3 separate regions of the Homo sapiens genome follow, and regions 1 and 3 are each linked to region 2. The links are chromatin contacts, found by Hi-C in ENCODE. All regions are on one chromosome and are shown on one strand. The core of a region is the stretch at or near the end of the contact, and the rest is flanking DNA. Distances in the headings are between cores, read along the strand shown.

Region 1 (4,679 bases), core at 1,987-4,486, 1.3 Mb before region 2:
GCAGAGGTGAAGTGGAAAAGAGTGTCTTTCCACAGAGGTTTCTGGAAACATGTCCCCTTACTTCATGGTCACATGGTATCTGTAAGGACTGAATTTGAGGTTGTCATTTTTGACCCAGTGAATACCCAGCTTTGGTGAATGCCTGGGCCAGGCTAGACTGACAAAGATAGGAACTGAGGAATGGAAAGTGACATTTGCAGTTGGGTCAAAGCTGAGGTGGGAAGATTTGTCCCTAGCATGATGAGTGCCAAGGGAAACCTGGAGGGCCATGTGAACTGTGAAATTAGTCAGGATCCTGTCTCCTCACCGCGACAAGGGTGAGAATATCCATCACCATATGCCTCAGGAAGAGCTCTGGGTGGAATCCCTGGGCTGTGGATTCCCTGGTAAGGCTGGCTGCTGCCCGGACAGCTCACCAATGCCCTGTTTGTATCCCTGGAAATGCCTTTTCTTTTTATGTCTTTTTAAAGTTAATTTCACATATTAGAAGACTTTTTTTTCTTGAATCTAGAAATGATACATAGCTGGTGCAAAAAGTTATGAAAAGTATTGTTATTGAACCAAAGTGAGGGCTGCTTACCTGGTGCAGCAAAGCCACTGACATTGGGATTACAGCAAGAGAAAGTGAGGCATTTATTATTGCACTTGCTGCAGGGTGCCAAGCGAGGAGAATCAAACAGCTTATGCTTAAGACCTGAACTCCCTTATGGCTTACAGGGGTTTTATTTTATTTTTTTGAGACAGAGTCTTGCTCTGTCGCCCAGGCTGGAGTGCAGTGGTGCAATCTCAGCTCACTGCAACCTCTGCCTCCTGGGTTCAAGCGATTCTCCTGCCTCAGCTTCCCGAGTAGCTGGGATTACAGGCACGTGCCACCATGCCTGGCTAATTTTTGTATCTTTAGTAGAGACGGGGTTTTGCCGTTTTGGTCAGGCTGGTCTCGAACTCCTGACCTCAGGTGATCCACCTGCCTCGGCCACCCAAAGTGCTGGGATTATAGGTGTGAGCCACCGCGCCCAGCCGGCTTACAGGTTTTTAATGGCAGGAGGGCAGAGGCCACAGGCGAAGTCATAAATCAATACATAGGGGCTGTATATTGGTTCCACCTAAAAAGACAGGACATCTCCAACCAGGGGCCCACAAGTGGATTCAAAGATTTTCTGACTTGTAATTGGTTAAGGAGGTAAAGCTTTGTCTAAAAATTTGGGATCTGCAGAAAAGAATGTTAGCTCTGACTTATGGTCGTGTCCTCCTCCAGGCCCCCTAGGAAGAAATTTATAACAAAAAATAGAAGTCAAAGTTTAGTTCTCAGCTCTCCCTTATCTGAGTTTGCCTATCAGCAGATCCATTTGGTGGGGGTTCGAGTTTCTAAGAAACAACACTCAGGGACAAATTTTAAGATGTTATATTCAGTTTCTATAGGGAACAAAATATCTCCTGACTGTAACTTCTTTGGCTATTTTTTTTTTTTTTTCTGAGATGGAGTCTCATCCTGTCATCAAACTGGAGTGCAGTGGCGTGATCTCGGCTCACTGTGACCTCTGTCTCCAGGGTTCAAGTGATTCTCCTGCCTCAGCCTCCCAAGTAGCTGGGACTACAGGTGCATGCCACCACGCCCAGCTAATTTTTGCATTTTTAGTAGAGATGGGGTTTCACCATGTTGGCCAGGCTGGTCTCGAACTCCTGACCTCATGATCTGACTACCTCGGCCTCCCAAAGTGCTGGGATTACAGGTGTGAGCCACTGGGATTACAGGTGTGAGCCACTGCACCCGGCTGAGTTTATTTTTGTATAATGTGAGAGATGAGGATCCAGTTTCATTCTTCTGCATGTGGCTTGCCAGTTATCACCAGCTGTTGAATAGGGTGTCCTTTCCCCACTTTATGTTTTTGTTTGCTTTATCGAAGATCAGTTGGCTATAAGTATTTGGTTTTATACTGTGTTCTCTATTCTGTTCCATTGGTCTATGTGCCTATTTTTATACCAGTACCATGCTGTTTGGGTGACTATGGCCTTATTGTATAGATTGAAGTCAGGTAATGTGATGCCTCCAGATTTATTCTTTTTGCTTAGTCTTGCTTTGGACATGCAGGCTCTTTTTTGGTTCCATATGATTTTTAGGATTCTTTTTTCTAGTTCTATGAAGATGGATGGTGAGTCTACTCCTTTTAGATGGGGTGTGAGGATGGTAACCATAGTGCCAGTTCACCTGGGAGAGTCACTTTTATGCCTACCGTCCCGGTGTAATTATTTATTGTGTCTTTTCATTCTTTAAAGTGTTCTGGTTTGAGCAGTAAGTTACAGTCATCTTAGTTATGAGTCACAATCTTCACCATTCCCTGTTACATCACACTTAGCTCTCCTCTTTCATTTTTATTACAGGCCCCCTGCTAGGAAGGGAAAAAGTGTGTGTGTGTTGGGTGGGGGGAGTCAGTGCCATCCTGCCACAGAAGTTAGCTGAAAAAATGAGTATTAGAGACAACATGCTATCTGGTGGATAGAAATTAGGACAGGGTTTTCATCTGACAGAGAATATGATGTCACAATTTACTAATCCCTTTCCCTTCCATTATTTAATTTCACAACAACCTACCCAGTTACACAACTTATCCAGTTTGAGACTGCGTTTCTTTGTGTATGGATCTGCTGTCTTCCCCTGTAACCTGCATTTCGTGATAAAGGATCCCAGGCCGTTCTGCTCACCACTGTATCCCAGACACCCTCCCTTTCCCCTAGACATGGTTTGGTGTCGGGCGCAGAGAAAGCCCCAGGAACTACGATTGATCAGGCTCCCAGAATCTATAGATGGAGTGACCTGACGAGGACACAGGCGCAGTGGCAGAGCGCGATGACTTGGTCGATGTCCGCGGTGAGTCACGTGTAGAGAGAAGCAGGCAGGAAGCGGACTCGAGGGCCTGACTCCTGACCTGAAGCCCAGGATCATTTCTTGGCCAGCTGCCTGCATCCTGCCCAAATCGGCGAGAGAAATGGGAGAATGTGGACCTTGGGAGATTTCGCCGAAATGCTGGGCCCGGGGGCCAGAGAAACCGGCAGTGCAGGAAAGGCCACATCTCTTTTCCCACCTACCCCGCTGCCGCGCAGGACTACAATTCCCAGTAGCCTCCACGCCGCACACGGTCCCTGCCACGCGGCTTGCGCCTCCGCCGACGGCCCACTGGGGGCGCTGCGGCGACCCCTCCGCCGCCCCGTAGAAATCTCCGCGGCCCCGAGGCCGCTTGCTTCCTGTTTGTCCGACGAGGAGACATGGCGGCGGCGCCGGTAGCGGCTGGGTCTGGAGCCGGCCGAGGGAGACGGTCGGCAGCCACAGTGGCGGCTTGGGGCGGATGGGGCGGCCGGCCGCGGCCTGGTAACATTCTGCTGCAGCTGCGGCAGGGCCAGCTGACCGGCCGGGGCCTGGTCCGGGCGGTGCAGGTACGAGGCTGGACCAGGAGGGGCGGGGCGGGGCGGACCAGGCGGGAGCTGGCGGGGGGCCGGGGAAGAGGCCTTTCCAGGCCGCCGCTGGACGGGCCAAAGCCCTTTTGGCTGGCCGGAAGGCCTCCCTGTGAGCTGCCCGGACGCTCTCAGCTGCAGCGGGGCCGTGGGAAGCAGCTGGCTTGATGTCCCTTGTCAGGGGCCGAGCGGGGCTGGGCTGCTGTGGACACTGATGGCGTGTACGAACCCTGGGCCCAGTTTCTGGATCCTCCCTTCTTTGCGCCACGTCTACACGTCTGGGGGACCCTGTCGTGTTTGTTTTAGCCTCTGTGGGCCTCGAGTTTATCCCGTGTATTGGGCGTGGGGGAGGGGGTCATCATTGCAGCCCCCAAATGGTTCCCGAGCATTTCATAAATGTCATTTTCTCAGGCCTTTCCTTGACACTCTTTCCTTCCCCTTTCTAAAGTAGGTCCCCATTGTTATTCTGTCACAGCCGCGAATTCGTTTCGTTTACATTACTTTCTTAGTCTATAATTTCGTATTTCTTTGTTGTCTGCCTTTTTCTCGCCCGTCTCCCACATTAGGCTGAGTTCCAGCGGGTGCAGAGACTATATCTGGTTTGCTAGTGTAGAGCGTCACGGTTAAGAGGGACTCTGGAGTCAGGCCTGGGTTCAAAGCCCTGCTCCTCTCTCTTGCTTGGGCAGGTGACCTTTCTGTGCCTCAGTTTCCTCACTTGTAAGATGAAGATGAGAATTAGTAACCTACCTTTTAAGATTGTTGTGGAGATCAAAGGGGGCAATTGTGTAAAGCATTAGTGCATTTCTGGTGCATACTAAGGGCTGAAGGTAGTTAATATTAAGCATCTGACTTATAACAGGTGCCCAACATATGATTATTGTTATTTTTGAGTGAGCGAAGGACACTGCTTTAGGGTAAACCAGGTTGAATAGGACCTAGTCCACTACTTCTTCCACCCTCCCCCACCCCGAACCTTGCTAACACCTGTAAAACATTAGCTTTATTTAAAGACAGCTTTTTCATAAAAAGTTTGAAGGATACTCAAGAAACTGATAAAGTGGTTGGTGGGAGTGAGGTGGGAATTGGGCTAAAGGGGGAGAAAATGGGAGTGAGACTTTTCACAGTGTAACTTTATTTAAATTTAATTTGAATATCACTTCCTCAAATGACGAAAAGGATAGAATAAAATAAAGGCTAGGGGGTCTGTGTGTATGGAGGACTGTGGACGAAAG
Region 2 (4,614 bases), core at 1,976-4,475:
TGTCCCACCCACAGACTCCAGAGGCGACACTGTCACTGCCTCCCAAACACACCCAACTCCTTGCTGACCCACCTCACGTTCTCCTTCCTCTGCCAAGTCTTCTTTATCCTTCCCCCCAAACAGGTGCCGCCTCCTCTGCAGCCTCAGCCCATGTACACACTCATGTTTCTGCACTGTTATAATCATTTCCTGCTCTCTCACACGCACATACACTCCCACCCCACACTTCCAATTCTGAGTTCCTGAAGGGCTGACACAGTGTATTTTCATCTCTGACTCTCAAGGTCCCAGCATAGTGGCAGGTGAATAAGCAGACTAACTGAATGGTAATGTGGTAGTGTTCACCTCCCCACACTAAGACCTTCCTCCTAGAGGATGCTAAAAAGAAGGGTAGGTTACAGTAGCTCCCATCCTCTCAAGCAAACTCAGGGAGACAGCCTGCCTTCAGCAAGTCTGACAACTGAGATTGGTCCTCCACAGTTGGCTGGCGAGCTCTCCTGCAGCCCCTTGAAAGTCAATTCGATCGCCAAAACTGCAGAAACGGCTGGGTGCGATGGCTCATGCCCATAATCCCAGCACTTTGGGAGGCCGAGGCAGGCAGATCATGAGGTCAGGTGTTCAAGACCAGCCTGACCAACATGGTGAAACCCCATCTCTACTAAAAATACAAAAATTAGCCAGGCATGGTGGCGTGCACCTGTAATCCCAGCTACTCAGGAGGCTGACGCAGGAGAATCATTTGAACCCAGAAGGCAGAGGTTGCAGTGAGCTGAGATCGCACCACTGCACTCCAGCCTGGGCAACAGAGCGAGACTCCGTTTCAAAAACAAACAAACAAACAAACAAACAAAAAAACAAACTCCAGAAACTAAGCTAGCTCCAGACCAAAAGATCAGAGGAAAATGGTAAACTGACACCCTCCTCCTGCATTCCAAAATGCAGAAAGCTAAAAACACTGATTCTGATGACCATAAACAGAGGATCTGGACTGAGGGAGAGTCATCAGAGGAAAAAGCTAGAGACAGCAAAATATAACCCTGTTCCCATCTCCACAACTAAGCTGGAGTCCAAGCCACAAATGGACCACTGCAGCTGCCTCCTCACTGTTCTCCCTGCTCCCACCCGCATCCCCCACCCACTCTCCAAAGAGCAGCCAGATGATGTTTTAAAAACTCTGTCAATAAGGACACGTTCCAACAAAATACTCTCCAAAAACTTTCCATCCACTTGGAATAAAATTCAAACTCTTCACCAACAGGTTCAAAGTCCAAGCCCCGCCCCCTTTATTCCATACCACTCTCCCTCCAAGCACTACATTCTGGACACAAGGGTCTCTCTCTTCGGTTTCTTACAACCTGCTAACCTCCGAGCCTTTTCCCATGCTGCTTTCCACGCCCAGAAGGCTCCTCCCCCTTTTTTTTTTTTTTTTACAGAGCTGGTTCCTTCTCCAGACTCAGTTCAAACTTTACCTTTTCAAAGACGCCTTCCCTGACCATTCTATCCAAAGTGGCATCCCTCCCACTCCACCACTCCCTATCAGACCATCTTTTTGTGTGTTTAGTACTTATCACCCCCGGACAATATTTTCTTCATTTATTTTCCTGTTTCTGTCTTCTCTCCCATTAGGGTTGAGGCCGTGTTTTGTTCACCCCTATGAATACAGCGCATGCAGCAGGCACTAAAAAGAATTTCCAGAATATCTGTTGACTATCAGCAGAGAAGCATCCTCCAGATAGGCTATTTTGTTCTCCTATTAGAATGGAGAAAACATCGATTTAGCCCCTACTATGTGCTGAGCACTGTAAATCCATGATTTTCCTTTCAGAAAGGTAAATGAGCTCAAGGTCGCACTGCTAGTCACTAGCAGACTTCTGAGTGAATTACCTCAATCCTAAACCCCTCTCAAGGGGAAGGGATGTCGTTCTGTGATTCACTCTCACATGGCCATAACAAGAAAAAGCAAACATTTCTAAACTGCTTTACAGTTTTAAAGCATTTTCACATTCATCTCACTTAAGAAAAACACAAAGCACTTGGAATGCCCAGAAAGCCATACGACAACAGGAAGTAAAGTAAGCAGTGCCTCAAGATTCAATACTGGGGCCCTGAATCCTAGTAGTGGGGACTGGGGAGCAGTCGGGAGTCTCTATTTCTGGTTCAGACGGATGGGGAAGCGGTGAGTCATGGGGTGAAGGCTTGCGCCACGGGAAACTTTGGTAAGGTCAAGCTACGAGGCAACAAAAAGTGAATCACAACGCTGGAAAACACCTTAGGCCTCAACAGAGGCCGAACTCTGGCTGACGGATGGGGAAACTGAGGCCTCAAAGGGAAAGCAACTTGCTCAAGTTCACTCAGCAAGTGAATAGAGCAGGAATCGGGGGTCTCATCTCCCCCAGTCCCCTTTTCTCTCCAGCAAGGAGGCTTTTCAACGAGAATTCTGAGACAAGAGGACAGGGGAGAGGCCAAGGGGCAGCTCACAGATTCCACCGAGGAGTCGGGAGAGGGCACAGGTAGGACCAGGAAGCACAGAAATGCTAGGATGGGGGCAGAAATGAGCCGAGGAGGAGGCAGGGGCAGTAGCTAGGCAGGTGGGTGAGGCGAGAAGGAAAAGGCGGAAGAGAAAGGGACAGAGTGAGGGCGGAGGAAAGTGCTGTGAGATTGGGGTCTGAAGGGACCTGGCGGGGTGGAGAGAGGCTGAGGGGAGAGGGCAGAATAAGTCTGACGATGGAAAAGTCCAGGGATCGGGGAGACATTGAAGGGAGTCGGGGAGGGGGTCCCAGACCCGGCAAGAAGTCTGACCCGGAGAGTTCCAGGGTCAGACCAGACCCCGAGGCGAGTCTGATGAAGGTGAAGTCCGGGCCCGGGGAGCCTGGGGGGAGCCCGTGGCAAGTCTGAAGGGGCCGGGCAGCCTCACCGCGCTTGTTTTTGGTGCCGTGCTTCTTGGCGGCCGTCAGCTCCTGCTCGATTTTCTTCTCCAGGAACTCCTGTTTCTTGCTTAACATCTCTTCCGTGTCCCGCAGCCGCTGGATGGCCTCCTGGGGGGTCGGGCCGCCCTTGCCGGCCTTACCCCCTCCAGCCCCGAACAGCTTCCCGAACACCGACATGGTTGCTGCTCGCCGCGCCGGCCTTCGCCGCCCGCTCCGGCTCGGCTCGGCTCGGCTCGGCTCGGGTCGGCTCCGGCGCCCGCTCCCAGTCCCGCCGCTCCCTGCCGCCGCAGGCCTCTCCTCCGCCTCCGCCTCCGCCCCGCAGCTGGGCCCGGCCGCGCCACCTCCCACAGGCCCCCACGCCCGGCCCGGCAGGCGTCAGGGCAACGCGCCACTGACTACAACTCCCAGTGGGCAACGCGCCGGCCGCGCCTCAAATCTAATAGGGGGAAGCGTGCTGCATGCCGGGAAGCTATAGTCTTCCGGCTTCAGGCGCTCCCCGGCGCGTCTTTTGCTGTAGCTGGGGTCAAAGGGCGTGTGGCATTCTGGGAAATGTAGTCTCCTTGGCCTGCGCTCTGTAGGAGTGGCAGAACAGTAAGAGAAATGACAGTAAGTGTGCAACACTGCTCAAAAATTTATTGCTAGTATGGGATACTGCCATGCTTGAACTTCACATGTATATTCATGTGAAGTTGTCTTAAAAGCGTGAAGGCAACAGTTGTTTCCAATTTCAACCTGTCAATTCTGTGGTCACAGAAGCAAAGCAGTATCTTCTCCAGTTAAGTACGGTAGTGTCCCCCTTATCTGAGATTTTACTTTGAGTAGTTTCACTTGGCCAGCTAAGGTCTGACAGTATTAAATAGAAAATTCCAGAAATAAACAGTTCATAAGTTTTTAATTTCCATTGGCCTAATGAAATCTCGTGCTATCCTGTTCCATCCTACCTGCAATGTGAATCATCCCTTTGTCCAACATACCTCTACCATCTGTTAGTTACTTACCAGCTTAGGAGTTATCAGATGGACTGCCACGGTGTTGCAGTGCTTTGGTTCGAGTAACCCTCATTTTACTATATAATGGCCCCAAAGTGCAAGAGTAGTAATGCTGGCAGTTTGGATATGCCAAAATGAAGCTGTAAAGTGCTTCCTTTAAATGTAAATGTGGAAGTTCTGAGCTTAAGAAAAAAAATCGTATGCTGAGCTTACTGAGGTCTGCAGTAAGAACGAATCTTCTAGCCCTAGAATTGTGAAAGAGGAAAAAGAAATTCATGCTGGTTTTGCTGTCGTACCTCAAACTGCAAAAGTTACAGCCACAGTGTGTGATAAGTGCTTAGTTAAGATAGAAAAGGCATTAAGTTGTATCCTTACTTACAGGGGAAAAAAAGAAAATAAATTTTTTTACAAAAGAAAAGAAAAAGCATTAAGCTTATACGTGGAAGACACGAACAAAAAATGTGTTCCAACTGACAGCAACCTGTTACCCCCCAGAAAGCATTGAGCCTGTATAAAGGCTTCAGCAAGGAATCTCCTAAAACCAGTGGCACCAAGCCACTTACTGAAAGTAATGGATGGTTGCACTGACTTAGGAATAGGTTTAGACTGCAAAATATAAAAATTACTGGATGGGCTGGGCACAGTGGCTCACACCTGTAATCTCAGCACTCTGGCAGGCCTAGGCGGATGGATCACCT
Region 3 (4,710 bases), core at 1,158-3,657, 1.7 Mb after region 2:
CTGTCCCTTCCACTGTGCTTAGACTAAAATCCAAACTCCTTTCCACAGCCTCTGTGCCAACTGAGAACAAGCTGGCTCCCTTCAAGTACTGTCCTGAAGGGGATGGGAAGGGGAAGCAGCCTAATACAACACTATTTCAAAATGCAATCCACAGACAACAAAATGTAGACCGCAGTCCTTCCCATTTCCAGGCATGCTTCTCAAAACAGTTGCTCTTGCTTCCCTCCAGTTTCATCTTGTATCATTCTCTCCTACCCCAACCCTCATCATGCTTCGGCCCCTCCAGCCTTCTGTGTGTTCCTCAAAAACACCAAGCTCCCTTCCACATCGGCCCCTTACACTTGCCATTTCCTTTGCTTGGAACATTCTTTGCATGGCTGGTTCCTTCTTGTTAATTATGTTTTAACTCAAGTCACCTCCTCTGAGAAGACTTCTTTCTGACCACTCAATCCAAAGTAGTTGTGTCACCCAGTCACCCCTAATCACTATCACTTCATTTTGCTGTCCTCACAGCATCTACTGGTGACATTATTTTGTTCACGTATTTACTTGTTCACTGCCTGTCTCCTCAAACCAGAAAGGCTCCACAAGTGTAGGGACCTTGACCCTGTAATTCACAACTACATCCCTAGTTCCTGGAACAGAATTGGTACTCAAATATTTGTTGACTAAATAGATGTGTACCACATATATGTATTGCTAGCTTATAACCTCTTAAAAATCTCTGAACAAGGCAGGGATTTCCCAGTGCAGTGCCGTAAATACCACTTTACTCAATGTTTTCCTTATAGCAAGAGAGGGTGTGATTTCCTTTTAAGTTCTTACACTATCTCTGTTCTGAATGTGGTACCAGAATATATATACATATATGTAGGTTTCAACATACTACTTTGAGGATTTGCCCCACTCGTGGTTCAGCCTGAAGTCTGAAACCACAGAAACCAGGTAAGGCCATGAAATCTTTTTACCTGACCTCTGAAGTTCTAAATAAGGAATCCCTCATTAAACAAAGGTAAGTTCTCAGTCAGCTAAGAGAAGGAGGGAAAATTGCTACCAGTCAATAATATATCCCTGTTTGGAGAAAACCAACACCAAATTATTTAAGCCAGAATCTTCCTTTGCTAAAGTCAAATGTCATTTCCTTTTCTCTGAGTCTTCCTTGTCATTCACTCCCCGGACGAAATTATCTGCTGAGGAGGCAGTATGCAGGAAGACCCAGGAAATCATTCTGGACTAAGTGACTTCAATTTTAGTTCTGGTCTCTTGACAAGCAGAATTTGAACTAAACTTTTAGAAAAAGGGCCAGTCCTTCAAAGATTTACTTCCAAGGTTCTGCACCAGGAGCCCGCAAGCTCTGACCCAACTTCCAAGCATGGCTATTTTACCTCCACCCTCATCCACACACAGACTTCATCCCAACATATAGCTTCATAATAAAGAGCCTTCATCCCTAACGAGCTGTGTGGCCATGTTGGGGAATGGGAAGGAGAGCAGTGAGGTGGGGCTATTAGTGTTTTTCAAAACGTAGTTCACAGACCACCTCCACTATATAATCACTAGAGTGCTTATAAAAGGGCAGATTCCTGGGCATCACCTAGCCCTATGGAATTAGAATCTCTGGGAGTGGGGCTGCTCAGGAAACTGCATTTTTAGCATGCCTCCCCCTACACACCTCGAGATTCTTATGCACAGTAAAGTTTGAGAACCAACAGGGTAAAAGGTCCCTAAGAGAGGGGCAGGGAGTTGACTGAGAGAAGACAGGAAGGGCAGGGAAGCCTCTAGGGATGAAAGATGGGGGTGGGGTAGGTGAAGGCAAGCTCTGGGGTAGCGGCAGTCAAGGGGGTGCGCGATGGGGACAGCTATGAGTGTAAGTGAGGACAGGGCTCTGAAAAGGATCTGAGGCAGCGCTTGGGCTGGGAGGGTGGTCAGAGGAGAGGTCACATCTGCGGACTGGTTATGATGGTGGGGAGGCGGGGAGAGCAGGGTCTGGACGTGACGGGGAGGAGCAAGGATGAGAATAACGGGAGGGGGTCTTCAGAGGGGTCAGGACAGGGAGGTGAGAAATGGAAAATGGGGCTCACAGTGGGCGGAGACCAAAAGTAGAATGGGAACCGGCGAAGGCAGCAGCCGAGGTCTTCCTCCGAAACGGCGCCTCCCCCAAAACTCGGGGCCTTCACAAGCCTGAGTGCAGGGGCAGGGCCAGGGAGGTGGATTTCGGGGAAGACAAGCCCAGTCAGAGGTAGCCCTCAGGCCTGAGTCAGGGGTCCCGGAGGTGGCTCAGGGCCAGGCATGGGGTGCTGGAAGATCCTGGGATACCCCGGAGGGCCCCGCTCCAGCTCCCGCTCCCGGAGTCTCCTTCACTCACCATCGCCGTCGCCATCTTGGATCCACGTGTCGCCGTAATGACGTCAGCGGAAGTGGTGCTCCCTGGTTACGGAGTTTAACTCCACAAGGTGGTCGTCTGGCTTCAACCGCTCCTGTAGTGGCGGTCAGCAGAGGGGAAAAGGAGTCTTAGCTCCTGCTCGACAGTCTGGTCTGGGAAAGTAAGGTCGCTGATTAGGTGAAGAGAGAGAACGGTGTAACTAAGGAAGCCATATTAGCTCCTGGCAGAAACTGAGCCTCCCTTATTCCCGCTGCATTGTGGGTAATGGGGGTGTGCGAAAGTGCGCTCGTGCTCTCAGCGCCATCTTTACTACTGGCAGGAAGACCCATTGCCAGGGTTACCTGAGACCTTGATTTGAGGGAAAGGGTGGGCACTGGGGCTCCAAGAGCAGTACGACTCCAAGAATAATTTGTAATTATATATTTAAGTATTTGTTTGATTTTAAGTATTTGTTTGACTATCCTATATCCTCTTTAGTAGACTGTAATCCCCATGAGGGTGGACCCTGTTTTTTTGTTTGTTCGTTTTTTACCTTGCTCTTCCTCATTCCCATCTGTGAAATGGGAAGGGGGTTGGTTCATCATAGGCTTGTGATGAGGATTCAGTGACACAGTATTACATAGGATGTATTCAATAAATAATTGTCAGTATATGTTTATGTATACTCCTTTGGGCTTGTGGTAGATGCCCAATACATTATTTTTTAAATGAACGAGTGAAAACCAGCATATTCAGTGGAGGGAGATATCTCTGAATGTGGACGTCATGCACTAGCTTAGTGTGTGACTCCAGACAAGTCACGCAATCTTCCTAAGCCTCAGTTTCCAAATCTGTGAAAAAGAGACTCAAAGAATCATGGTATTAAGGTTGGGAAAGAACTCAAAGTTCATTTGACCCATGTATATCACTTTAAACTGAATACAGTACCAGTGCTATCTTAGACTGTTTTAAAAAAGCTATTAAAAGAATAATAATGATTAATAATAATCATCAGCACTTGCCGAGCATTTTGTGTGCTGCAGCACTTAGCATTATGCTAACAGTTCATTAGACTCTTTTTATCTAATTCTAGGGGGCAAGGGACAGTTGAACTCTGATCCCCACCTATGGGCACCACTGTGGTGGATTTTCTGCAAAGATGGCTGCCACGTAGTTCTGTCCGTCCTTGCATGATGAGCATACGGTTTCTCTCCTCAAGAGATAGACTCTGTTTTACCTCCTGTTGAATCTGGCTGGTCATGTTGGTTGCTTTGACCAATAGGATGTGCTACAAGTGATTCTGCCAGTACTGAGCCTAGGCCTTAAGAGGATTGAAAACGTCTGATTCTACCTTCTTGGTTATAAAGAAGTGTAGCTACTCTGCTGGAAAGGCACCTGGAGAGAGAGGGAGGCCCAGCCAACTCCTCAAGACATTCTAGAAACTACAGCTAAGCACTATAATATGTAACTGAAGTCATCTTGGACATTCCAACCCCCACTGAGCTACTAGCTGAATGCAGCTACATGAATAACCTCATGAACACCATGTGGACCAAAAGAACTGCCCAGCTAAGCCCAGCTTTAGAGTGGGGTGGTTTATTATAGATCATTTCAGTAATAGATCATTGAAACACACACCCATTAACTCTTGTGACCTGCACAACCATCCTGAAGATTGGCAGATTGGCTATTAACCCCAAGGAGGAGGAAGCTTGAGAGACTAGGGGGAATTTGCTGCAGTCTCATAGTTTCCAGACTTGGAACCAGTTTTCCTAGAGCTTCGATCCTGAGTGTTTCCCACCATTTCTAGCTGCCTGAAGAAAGATAACTGATAAGGAGCAAAGCTCCATAAATGGCCTATTATTTTTTAGTATTTCCATTTTTTTTCTCATGCTTTGTATTTTTCCCTAAAGGCCTTTCATATCCCAATCTCTTTTGGTGACATATGCCAGAATCCTAGAACTAGACTGCCTGGGTTCAGAACGCATTTCCACCACTCATTAGCTCCATAACATGGGCAAGTTTCTCTTTTTTTTCTGAAAAAAATTTTTTTTGAGATGGAGTCTCACTCTGTTGCCGAGGCTGGAGTGCAGTGGCGCAATCTCAGTTCACTGTAACCTCTGACTCCCGGATTCGAACAATTATCTTGCCTCAGCCTCCTGAGTAGCTGGGATTACAGGTGCATGCCACCAAGCCCGGCTGAGTTTTTGTATTTTTAGTAGAGATGGGGTTTCGCCATGTTGGCCAGGTTGGTCTAGAACTCCTGACCTCGAGTGATCTGCCTGCCTTGGCCTCCCAAAGGGCTGGGATTACAGGTGTGAGCCACTGGACCCGGCCTAAATATTTTT

What was found. A loop is a pair of places that touch in the nucleus more often than their neighbours do. Pooled maps may share reads with other maps.
Region 1: a map of CD4-positive, alpha-beta T cell shows a loop between it and region 2 (4-fold over the local background). The contact joins the promoter of TRPC4AP here to the promoter of CHMP4B in region 2. A Hi-C loop is called at or near these places in 3 of 168 maps with a recorded cell type or tissue (CD4-positive, alpha-beta T cell, gastrocnemius medialis and naive thymus-derived CD4-positive, alpha-beta T cell) and 8 of 50 pooled maps.
Region 3: a loop to region 2 is called in a map of B cell, with 21 times the contacts of the local background. The contact joins the promoter of TM9SF4 here to the promoter of CHMP4B in region 2. A Hi-C loop is called at or near these places in 3 of 168 maps with a recorded cell type or tissue (B cell, CD4-positive, alpha-beta T cell and CD4-positive, alpha-beta memory T cell) and 9 of 50 pooled maps.

The regions. Positions count from the first base shown.
Region 1 is chr20:35,091,364-35,096,042 of GRCh38, reverse strand. TRPC4AP (transient receptor potential cation channel subfamily C member 4 associated protein) reads left to right here and starts at 3,236. Exons shown (of 19, transcript NM_015638.3): 1 at 3,236-3,429. The coding sequence starts at 3,262. RefSeq lists a silencer at 3,335-3,464.
Region 2 is chr20:33,809,959-33,814,572 of GRCh38, reverse strand. It overlaps CHMP4B (charged multivesicular body protein 4B), which reads right to left and starts at 3,225. Exons shown (of 5, transcript NM_176812.5): 1 at 2,915-3,225. The coding sequence starts at 3,104. It overlaps ZNF341-AS1 (ZNF341 antisense RNA 1), which reads left to right and starts at 3,474. Exons shown (of 4, transcript NR_110623.1): 1 at 3,474-3,533. RefSeq lists enhancers at 1,932-2,001, 1,830-2,670, 3,437-3,516, 3,256-3,550 and a silencer at 3,097-3,376.
Region 3 is chr20:32,107,411-32,112,120 of GRCh38, reverse strand. TM9SF4 (transmembrane 9 superfamily member 4) reads right to left here and starts at 2,407. Exons shown (of 18, transcript NM_014742.4): 1 at 2,366-2,407. The coding sequence starts at 2,380. RefSeq lists enhancers at 1,401-2,143, 2,307-2,486, 2,144-2,888, 1,891-3,090.